Regions from separate parts of the Mus musculus genome. Here region 2 is linked to region 1. The links are chromatin loops, found by intact Hi-C in ENCODE. Cell type or tissue: heart. All regions are shown on one strand. Links, peaks and the distances in the headings refer to the core of each region. The heading gives the core; the rest is flanking DNA.

Region 1 (5,629 bases), core at 1,755-4,254:
CTTTCATGAGTCCTGATGGGTTTTCTTTTTAGAACAAGGGACAGTTTCCAGTAAGCCTGTTACAGGTCCCTGGCAAGCAATAGAGAGAAAGAGCAAAAGAAAAGTTTTGAGTTTCCATCACACATGGACCAGCTATTCTGAGGCTATACTTTGATTGGTTATTCCTGTAGTGGGACTTGAATTTTGCAGCTTATAGCCTGGAAAACCTTCAGATCAGAAACTTTGAGGCTCCATTGAGCTTGGTGTGTTTTGATGTAGCAGTGGTGAGAAAGTAAGCAGATATAAAAGTAAGGGGCACCTGATGTGCCACCCACAGCCCTACCAGCATCTGTTCTATTATGGTGTTCTGCATTTTGTGGTTGTCATTGCTGTTCTTTGTTTGGTTGGTTGGTTGGTTTTTCATATTTACTAGAGAAAAGAGGAAAAGGCTGTGTGTGTGCGTGTGCATGTGCGTGTGTGTGTAACTATCTAGGGGACATGTATAGACAAGTCCATACAAATAAAGACACTGCAGTTTGGAATTGGAAAACTTCCCCAACGTTCATGGGGTAAAGGTGTAGGAATAGCGGGATGCAGAGTGGTTAGAAGGAAAGGCCCAGCAGAAAGTCTTTACATTATGATGGGGTGCTCTTAAAGGAGGCTGTGACGTCCAAATCCTTTCCTCTTTCACTCTTTGATTTTCTAGCCAGAAAATGAGCAGCTTGTACTTTAAGCAAGGTACCCATATGCTTCCTTGCCATATGTCCAAAAGAAATGGAGCTAAATAGTCATGGGCTGAAACCTCCAACATCTTGACCCCAAATAAGCCTTTTCTCTTTATAAGTTAATTACCTTAAGTATTTGATACAACAGTGGAAAGCTGGATAACACAAGAGGAGGGCCTTAGAGAAGTGATGCTGTGTGGCTATTTCCTCCTAATTAAAACATTTTCTTCTAGAAGAAGGCTCCTTAAGACTTAGGTAAGAAAAGCGTATGTCTAAGGAAGTTCCTGAAACTCACAGGATCCCTAAAGCCTCTCTCCAGTCTTATAAAAGTAGTAAAAATTCAGGAAAGAGGAGATGCCCATGTGTCTTGCTGGGAGTTCTCGAAATGTCTCCCGTTTGTCATTGTTCACACTAAGGGGAGGCTTTTGATAATGCCTTTCAGTCATCAATGCCCCCATCCGGAGCTCCCTCTCTATGATTCTGTGAGCAACTTCAATAAATTACTGGTTTCCTAAACCATGCTTGAGTGGAATCATTCCTTCTGTCTATCATCCCTGTGTGGAGTGAATTCCCATGTGTTCCCACCTCCCCAGGATAAGTCGCACTACGGCTGGTCCACAAGAATTCATGATGGAAGGGAAATTTTAGTTGTAATACTGTGAGCAGGAAAGCTGAAATCCAGGGGCCTAGTGCTGGACTGTAATGCACAACACTTGAGGGGATCCTATTGGAACTCCCCTACCACAAGAAGTACCTTGGAAACCACCTTCATGTGGGTTCTAGGCTAAGAGACTATATCATCTCCCTCATCCAGGAGTTCTGTCTCCAGGTGACTTTTACCTGGCACTCCCCTAAAGTGAACAAACTCTCTTAGTGTGCTCAAGGTCAGATTCATATTCATAGCAACTACTCGGAGGTCTCAATGCTCAGATGCTATCTCATTGTCAAATATTCCCCTCCAAAACACCTGCTTCTTCACCTCTCACCTCCCTCCTTCTGAGTCTCCTTAGCCTCCCTACTTCCTCTCTCTCTCCTTATTTCAGTCAGTTCTTAGCATCTCGTTTCACCTTCCAGCTCCATAGAGAGCTATGCGTGGTTCTTGCCTTCCCCCAGTGGCATTTAAAGTGTTTCTTGGTGCAAAACATCCTATTCATTGCCATAGAAACAGGGAACTCAGTGTGGAAGAAAAAAAGGGGAGAAAGGAGTCTGACACTCTGCAGCTATTCAATTCTGTTATTTTGCCCAAATCCATAAATGGCAACATACCAGGAGATACCCAAAAGCCAACCCGCTGTTAGAACAAGCGAAGGAAGGGCTTCTTGTTCCTGGGAGAGTTTACCCAGGTTTTAAAGCAGGAAAGAAGAGGCTAGAGTGCAGGGAGGGTTTGTCCTCCCCCAATCCCTCTCAGTGTCACTGGCTATAAAATGAAGTTATTGTCACCTTCTCACTGGGGTCACAGGAGGATACCCTGTGTGACAGCTGGGTTTCACCCCTCTCTAGGCTCACCACACCCTTGGATAGCACAATTCAGTGTCGTTCGAGGAAGAGACTTGTTGACTGTCCACTCCCTGACATAACAATGAGACGATCTTCACAGCCCCATCATTTCTAAAGAAAAGGCAGTGAGCTTTGACCATTCCTGATAGGAAGGAAAAGAAAAGTCAAACTTTTACATCTCCCGGGCAACCAACGATGAGCCTTCTTTGAGCCCCTGATTTCAAAGATGACTAACTCTTCATTCTTTAAGCACTGCCCCTGTGTCTGACCCTGGAGCACCCCAGTTCCCTGGGGAACTATCATCTCTAAGCTGAGAATAGACTGGGGAGCGATGATGAAGAGAGCTAAAGCTAGTGTGCTCAGACCTCCGTGGCCATGGGTTTTCTCAGAGGTGTTGCAAAGTGCAAATCCGGAAGTGCTCCTCGCCAGCATTCAGAAGCTCTGCTGTACCCACTCCGTGTGCAGGATGTTTGTCTGTCTGGTATCCATCAGTCACAGAGGCAACACCAAGTTGCTGACATCTCCACATGCATGCAAGGGCTGATTGCATGGACCTATGAAACTCAATTGCAGACCCTCCAAGCAAGCCTTAGGTTTTCCTACAACAGTTTCTTCTAACCAATTCTTTTAACCAATAATGCAGTGTCCTCTCCACTAGGCCATTCAGATTAGGAAGCACTAGAGGCCCTATAGGAAAGAGCATGTCCAGTTCCCTTGGAAACTCTAAGTAATAAATATCTCTGCTAATGATATTACTCTATGCCAGTCATCCACCTAGACACAAATCTACCTTGGCGTATCCTTATATACACATCACAGCTATGGCAATACTGTCCTGGGGTCATGGTCTCCTGAAGATAGGTCAGCAGCATCTTCTTCTATAAATAGGGTGACCATATGTCCTCCTGTTCTCCACAGAGCCCCAGCTTTACCCCTGTTGACCTATGTCAAAACAAATACTTAGCTCATCCCCTCTCATGTCCTGAATATAAATCATATGGCCATCCTAATGGAACATTTAACCACTCATTAAATAGATAAATGTCTTTTATTTAAAAAAAAAACAGAGAACTAATTACAATGTAATCATTGGGCCTCACATCGTCACTTGAGAAAAGGATCTTGAAATGAGCATTACAGACTTTCTAAAAATACCCATGTTTGTCCTCCATACGCAGGGAGTTAAGGAGGGAAACCAGCTGCATGAAGTGTGTATACAAAGCGAACAGTGATGACACTGGACTTTTTTTTTGTGGTGAGAACTGAGAATGTGGTCCATTGGGACTAAGAAGCCTTACAAGGATAAGAATCACAATGGGTCTACCAATTGCTCAGTCACCTCCATGTGTCTCAATCTTTGATAACTGAGAAGCTGTCTAATTACTCATTTGTGATTCACACCCTAAGTGCGCTGTATAGTATGGACACTCACAGCTTGTACCCTCAAGCAGCTTATTCTACAGAGTAGCAATAATAAACATGGGAAAAAAATTTTTTAAATGTAAGCATGAGTCATTATAGCCCATCCAAGGAAGCATTTATTCCAATTCTTGGGGTTACAGCTGAACTTTGACGCAAGTTGTGAATATACAGGATAGCAAACTGCAAGACCTTAATGATAGCTGAGCCAGTGGACCTAGAGACTGTTGCTGCTGCTCAAAAATACAAAAGACACACCTGAAGAAGCTATAGCTAGAGGTTAGGAGACAGTCCAACCCCAAAGACATGCAATTACCCAATTGCTACAGTCAATTTGATTTTGGATCCTGTTTGTTTGTTTGTTTGTTTGTTTGTTTGTTTGTTCTGGTGTGAAGAATTAAGATCCTTAGGGACTACCAGTAATAAAAATTACTAGAGCGCAAATGGAGATAACTGATTATGGATGCTTCAGATTTTCAACATGTACCCAAACTACTTTACTGTTCCTCAGGTAAAGAGGAGTGGTGACCCCTATCCTTCAACACATCAGCTTTTGTTCCATGAGAGAATTCGAGTCTGTAGAAGAAGCTCACATGCCGTTCTCCAAGAGAAGTCTGTCTGAGGTTGTCTGCAGTCAAGCCCGAGAAGCCTGCGACAGCGCATATGTCAATGAGAAGTCACCAGTTATGAATGTGCCTCGGCTGGGTTTTGCTTCTCTGCACCCTCATCGGATGCAGGGTTGTTTTGGTCTTCTACAGAGTTATAAATAAAAAAGCAAGCTCTAAAGATTTGCTGAAGCAACGCTGAGGCCGGAGGAGCAATCTGGCTTAATTGGCCTGACTTAGACACTGTTCCTGGCATATGGTCTTGCTTTCCCTGGCCGCAGTGACTTCCTATAAAAAGAAACACTTAAAACTGGCCCCTGGAATTATTTAGAGCTATGAGATATGAGATGGGGGATACTGAAGATGCGTTTCCCCTAAATTTTTTTCTTAAAGATAAGGAATACCAGTGTTTAGAGATCTGTTTAATGGAATGTCTCAAGCGACATTCATTTACTTCAGAAGAAAACAGATAGATTCTAACCCCTAGAAAATATAATTCATTGTTGCTATATACACAGGAGCCTCTGTTGTGTGACTGGTACATATGGATTAGGTTAAAGAGTAGCATATATGCTGTGCCCCCCAAAAGAAGTTAACGCCTCATAGATCAGTCCAGGGGAATCCCAAGGTGCCGCATTGGGTTCTCAGCAGTACCCTCTACTTGCCACTCCTCTCCTACCACCTTACCCATCATCAGCTTTCTCCATGGTGGTCCTTGCTGCCCAAACCCTGGAAGGCAAGAACTGGGTTTGAGAAACTCATCCACTAACGGGTATTTATAAAATGCCCTACCAAACAGCATTCTTGAATGCGAAAAGTCAGGCACTACACTATTATAAATGCTTCATCTTATTAAATCATAACAACTCCATATGTTATATTTTCCCATTTGGAGGGATAAGGAAAAGAGGTTTGGGGTGGTTGTCGAATACCATCTGTTAATGAAGATATGTTGGGCTTGGACCCAGGTCATTTGAATGATAAGCCTATCTTCTTTATCTGAATGGAGCAATAGCTCCCTGGACATCAGTGGCACAAATCACAACAAAGCAGATGCACTTCCCCAAGAGCACAGTAATGAGATGGACATTCCATTGGATTTTTCCCAGACTCTAAGAAGTATAAAGGATCAATAAAAAGTGTGCATATTTCAGACACGCAGATGCTTCAATGTAGGGAAGGACTTTGCGCTAGCTCTCTCTTCAGATTGCTGTGAAAAACTTCTCTTGATACTTGGATTCTAAACATTTTGAATTGTCTTTTAAAACTTATTTTCTGTCTCCAAGTGTTTATCTGCATGTATGAACGATTACCACATGTGTACCTGCTGCAGGCAGAGGCTAGGGTATCAGACCCCCTTGAACTAGAGTTACAAATGGCTGTGATTCATCACATGGTACTGGG
Region 2 (5,629 bases), core at 1,300-3,799, 93 kb after region 1:
ATATCTAGAGCAAGAGTTCTGCCATTTTCTGTAGCTGAGCTGGATGTTGTAGCATATAACCTCTATTCTGATGTTTCCATACCTATGTGATCTTTTAAGATCAACTAAGATAAGAGACTGATCAAGCATGTGGATGACATGTAAAACATTCATTTGACACAAACTCAGTTACAAACAGCAAGGGCGGCATGTGGTCTTCCAAGGGCATCATCTCAGAAAATGGAAAGCACATGGAAACTTTTGTGGGTTTTTTTGGTTTGGTTTTGTTTTTTGTTTTTTTTAATGCCACTATTTGACCAGGTCAATATTGCCGTGCATTTAATTCTTAAGGAGAGAGATTTATCAAGTGTATATTTCAGATCCAGTAAGAAACTGGTGCACCGCCAATATGTCATCATCACTTGAACTTACAAGTGACGAAATGCTGTCACTCTGGGTCCAATCCAGAGGATCCCTTTCTTTTGCTGGAACTTGCTTCACCACACAAGTTCTCAAAATAGATTCGTTTCTGCTATTTTTCTAACTATAGTTTAAAGAAAGGTTTCACAAAGGCTGGTGAAATAATTACAGTTGCATAGGCAAGGCATATAATTAGTTGAAGACGAGGGTTGAGAGGGGGAAAGACTTCTCCTACACTCTGTGGGTACGAAGACTTAGGCTTATTAAACTGTGAAGCAATTGCTCTTTGTATCTTTCATGGTTACAACCAACAATTGGGTGGAAAACACCCCACAACTATGTATAGACACACACATACACAAACCCTCAGGACACAAACAGAACATGTCCTCCCTGGGCTCAAGTGAACACAGATGCTGGGACTGAAAGTAAGTTCAGCAGTTATCCCAACCCGAGTTGCACAGCTCAATCAGGACAGAACAAAGGAAAAGGCCAGATACTTTCCTTCGGCATTAAAGGCCAGGATACCTTTCTCAAGTCGCCTAGAGGGCCTTCTCTTCTTATGCCTTCTCAGGCAGATTCCTGAAGGACAGAAGGAACACAAACGTTTTCCTTTTCATACAAACTTGTTGAACTCACAAAGATTTCAGCCACTGTAGGATCCCTAAGGTAGGAGTATCAAAAGTTTACCTGCTTCTCCACTTTCTTTTCATTCCTGCATCCAGTTGTGCATGACACGGTGTACAGAACTCAGGCTCCGACTTTAATTGCACATGGAAACATAACGCCAATTTATTTTTATCCAGCAAGCACAGATTTTAATTGGAAGAATTTGCTCACAGACTTAGCAGTCATGCCTTAGTAGCAAAGAACTCACAGGACGTGTGAATAATTATAAATATCACACATGGCGTGGCCTGGACAGCTTTACTAATTTGCAGACAAAAAAAAAAAAGTTACACAGGTGCTAAAACAGGTTGATGGATCCACCAACATAGAGGCTGTAAGGGGCACGGTACAGTGAGGCTCATGCTTTCCTGACCTAGCCTGATCCCAAGATAAATGTCAAGAACATCAAGGTTCACAGCTCTTTTCTTCAGGGGCAGGTAATGAAGATGGGGGGGAGGGGCTTGGCGAAGAAACAAGAAGAGCAGTGGCCAAGAGTCAAATGGAGAGTGAAATTCTGATTTCAATGTGAGTCAGCTGAAGAAGAAACTAAGCTGGCCCAGCATAATGGCTGAAAGGTCTGGGCTCGCTTCTGCCTGGGTTGACTAGGAGACCTTTGTTTAAGGTATCAAGAAAAGAGTAAGATAAAAGCTGTTTGACTGAAGGTTGGATGCTCTGTCCAGCCCATCAAGGACATACAAACTGAATATTCCAAAGATGGTCTGAGGGGACAGGAAAGAGGGGGGAGAGAGAGAGAGAGAGAGAGAGAGAGAGAGAGAGAGAGAGAGAGAGAGAGAGAGAAAAGCAAACTAACAGCATGTACCTGAATGTATGACGCTCCCACCTTCATGCACAGAAATTCCCAGCCATTAGTCCAGATACTTATTTTGAATAGAGTTTAACAAGATGAATCCTTCCAGTCAGACTTCATCAGGGCCACCCTTATCCATAAATAAATAAATAAATACATGTGCAGAAACCCCTTAACAGCATAGCAGTAAAATCTAGTGAGGCTATCTGCTTTCTAAGATGAATTAAATGCCAAGTGGACACCTGACAAGATGAGATGGGCCATAAGCAAAGGTGTAGCAGGTGGACTGGTAATGTCAGCAAATGCTCTAGAAGAGCCTAAGGGGCCGGAAGTACACGGTGCATCACCCTGGGCCACTTCTTCTAGCTGGTCTCTGCACAAGAGGACAGGCTGTGCTTCTTACAGAGAGCTAGGGAAGCAAGCTGGAAGAACATCTCCTTCTCAAGACGCTCCCTGCCCCGACATTCCAGCCACCCTCTGAGAACATCATGGTGAGGTGCCAGAAGTCCCTCCACCTAACACAGGAATCTTTCCACGGGCCTTGCTCTTCATCGACATGGAAGAGGGGAGTGGATAGGCCGTGAGAACCTTCTCTCCTCCAGGGCTTGCCAAGTAGAGCTGAGTTCTCCAGGAAGAGATCTTCCAAGGGTCTCCCGGGTGCAGCTTATTCAGAACACACCCCCCTAGGACTGTCCTTTATAACCAAAGCCTGAAGTTGAATTTGTCATAGAGCCTTTCCATACACAGTTCATTCCCCAATCCAGAAATCATATTTAGGTATATGAACACATACAAAATATTTGTTCTGTTCCATGACCTACGACAGTCTCTTCCAGAGAAGTTTATAGGAAAGAACCTACAAAGATAAGTAAGAGATAGGACGCGGCCTTGGGATGTATTCCCGGAGAAGACAGAAGTAAATTTAGTATTTCCTGAACACATATAATTTGGCAATATGCTTAACTTTTTAAATACATCACCTCATTTATTTTTCAAAATAATTCTGGAGTCAAATGGTATGTTCCCAAATTTCATGTAAGGTTTATAGTGGTTAAATAACGTTCTACGGTCACAGTGATTTTAAGGAGCTGGCATGGGAACCAGGTACACCCCACCACAAAGCCCCCGATCTTACTCTTCGTAAGCATTAGAGTTATTCACAGGGAGAGCGTGTGTATTTCTTGTAGTGGTAATCAAAGTTGGCTCAGCAAAGGACAGTGATGTTAAATACAGCCCTTGACAAGCTGACTCAGGAAGACTCTAAATGGCAGAGATTGGAGGGAAGAGCTACCCAGGTGGCAGAACAATACAGCACTAGCCAAGAGCTGGCAAGGGGTAGGTTGTAGGCAGAATCAGCTTGGCTAAGGCATCGGAACCATGGACTAGAAAGGTCAGCTAAGGCCAACGTCCCCTTCATGCTTTATTTAGCCAAATAAATCCTCAGTTTGTGTGCCTCAAGTACATTCTCCACTTTATTTGCACTGGGGCCCATCAGGGCACACGAAGCAAGATAAGCATGGTGCCTCATGTAGCCAGACTCTGGAAGAGGTCCTACGTATCATCCAAAGATAGTGACATGTCAAACTGTGCCTTGATGTAGTCCTAGAAATATCCCTGTACACTGAAATGACACAAACTAACTTTGCTTTTTACCATGGAGATACACAGAAGGAAAAGCCCACTTCAAATCTGTGGCTGGATACCCATCATCTAATAAGAAGGTCAGCATTGTAATCGTATATACCAAACAATAATGCTTTGGGTGTGCACATACGTTACAGAAGACTGATCGTAGCCATAACACAGTGTTGGGGATTACTGAAGGGATGTGGGTTCAAGTCAGGAGGGAGACTACACAACAGCCAGGATGTGTGCTAACTGGAAGGCAGCTGTGGTAAAGAACACCCATGCTGAGACCCTCCAATACAGTTCCTCATGCTGTGGTGACCATGAACCATAAAATTACGTTAGTTGCTAAATCATAACTGTAATTTTGCTAGTTATGAATCATAGTGTACATATTTGTGTTTTCTGATGGTCTTAGGTGACTCCTGTGAACGGGCCTTTCATCCCCAAAGGGGTTGTGACCCATAGGTTGAGACCTTCTGGGCTTGCACGAGGAGTAGTTCAGCAGTTAGGGCTGTGTACCACTCTTGCAGAAGACCTGGTTTCATTTCCCAGGTCCTATACTAGGAAGCTCACAACTGCCTATGACTCCAGATTCAAGGAAATTTAATGCATCTGACCCTCATAGGTAACACACACACACACACACACACACACACACACACACACACACTTTAAAATAATAAAAATAAATATATTCTAAGTAATATAAATGCTGACTAATTGCTCCAAGCCCAGAGGGTCAAGTTTTAGGAAAACTGATTGGAGTCGTTCAGGAAACTTCATCACATGTTGTTCCTTCAACCACAGGGCTTACCTAAAGATGAATCTCTGAACTCATCACTCTTCTCAAAATCTTTCAGTGATGCTCCATTCTCACAGAAGTTCCAAAACTCAGGTCTACCCCTGTTGATTCTTTAGTACTTACTGTACGGTTTCCTGCCCAATCAACCTAGTCTTCCATCTTCTACTCTAGCATCTGCAGCTATAGGAAAATGGTTAAGCATGGTGCTCAAGCACAAACAGTCTTTCCCACCCCTGTGCTTTGATACGAGCATGGGGCCCTGTTCATTTTCTTTTTCATGACCATCATGATCTATTACAAACAACATGAACATAAGAATTGGTGTATGTGCCAGACACACCCTTGAAACCTGGTGCATAATGAATGTTCTGTCTGTGTATGTTGCCTACGTGGCAGACGGAACGGATGACTATGATAGACGGATGGATGAGTGGTTGGGTGTGTAAGTCCGTCTGCTGTTAATAACTATTCCCCTGTCAATATGCCATCGCACATCTATCTTTTATTAGGAAACTCCATATTCTGTCTTCTTTTATGAATGCACAAATACAGTTTTCCCCTTTCTTATTAAGAATAAAAGGCTCAGGAAGGCTGAACTACCTTTGTGTAGCCCCTTTGTGTACCCCCTCTCAAAATCCAACACCTCACACAATACATGCTTAAAATATTTAAAGTAGTATGGTGCCTAACACAGTGGTTCCCAACCTTCCTAATGCTGAAGTCTTTTCCTACAGTTTCTCACATTGTGGCGAACCTCCAAACCATAAAATTTTCACTGTACTCTATAAGTGTAATTTTGTTACTGCTATAAATCATAATGTAAATATCTGTGTTTTACGATGGTCTTAGGTGACCTTGTGAAAGGGTCCTTTGATCCTCCCTCCAAATGGCTTGCAACTCACAGACTGAGATTCGCTGGCTTCCGTAATGCATTAAATGGCCATGGCTGAGGCTGTACCCATTGTCAAGGTTGGCTTCCCAAACCAAGTTCTCAGATTTAACAGTTGCCCTTTTGCCAGAGATAATGAAGGCCATTACTCTGTCTGCAAGACTCCACTCAGGCATCATCTCCTCTTGCTCTCTTCTGAGGACATTCCCATCTTCACACTGTACCCCAAGACCCTGGGCCTTCCCTCTCAATGCTGAACACACTTCCCAGCATTCAACTGCAGTTTCCTTGGTCATCTACAGGGGCACACGAGTCATCTTTCTTGTTCTTCAGCAACTTACTATCCCTAGAACGCTATTTGCCAAACACCTGCCTCTCAGTGGCAGGGGTCTAGTATTTTATTTTACAGAGACTTAGCCAACATTATGAATTT

What was found. Hi-C counts contacts between places; a loop is a spot of excess contacts. Peaks named below come from ENCODE experiments on the same cell type or tissue, not always from the same donor. Only the 100,000 strongest peaks of a DNase experiment are listed, where the experiment ranks them.
Region 2: it touches region 1 in a loop (2.4-fold over the local background); 3 of 42 quality-filtered maps call a loop at or near these places.

Annotation. Positions count from the first base shown.
Region 1 is chr10:14,190,164-14,195,792 of GRCm38, reverse strand. No RefSeq gene overlaps it. Among named protein-coding and RNA genes, the nearest start is that of Gm51759, 66 kb to the right of the region's middle. In heart, for the core only: no CTCF peak of the experiment used is centred there; no DNase peak of the experiment used is centred there; H3K27ac peaks cover 112 bases.
Region 2 is chr10:14,096,979-14,102,607 of GRCm38, reverse strand. The region is part of intron 2 of Hivep2 (human immunodeficiency virus type I enhancer binding protein 2); the gene reads right to left. Among named protein-coding and RNA genes, the nearest start is that of Gm51759, 28 kb to the left of the region's middle. In heart, for the core only: no CTCF peak of the experiment used is centred there; DNase peaks (open chromatin) are centred at 2,387 and 3,227.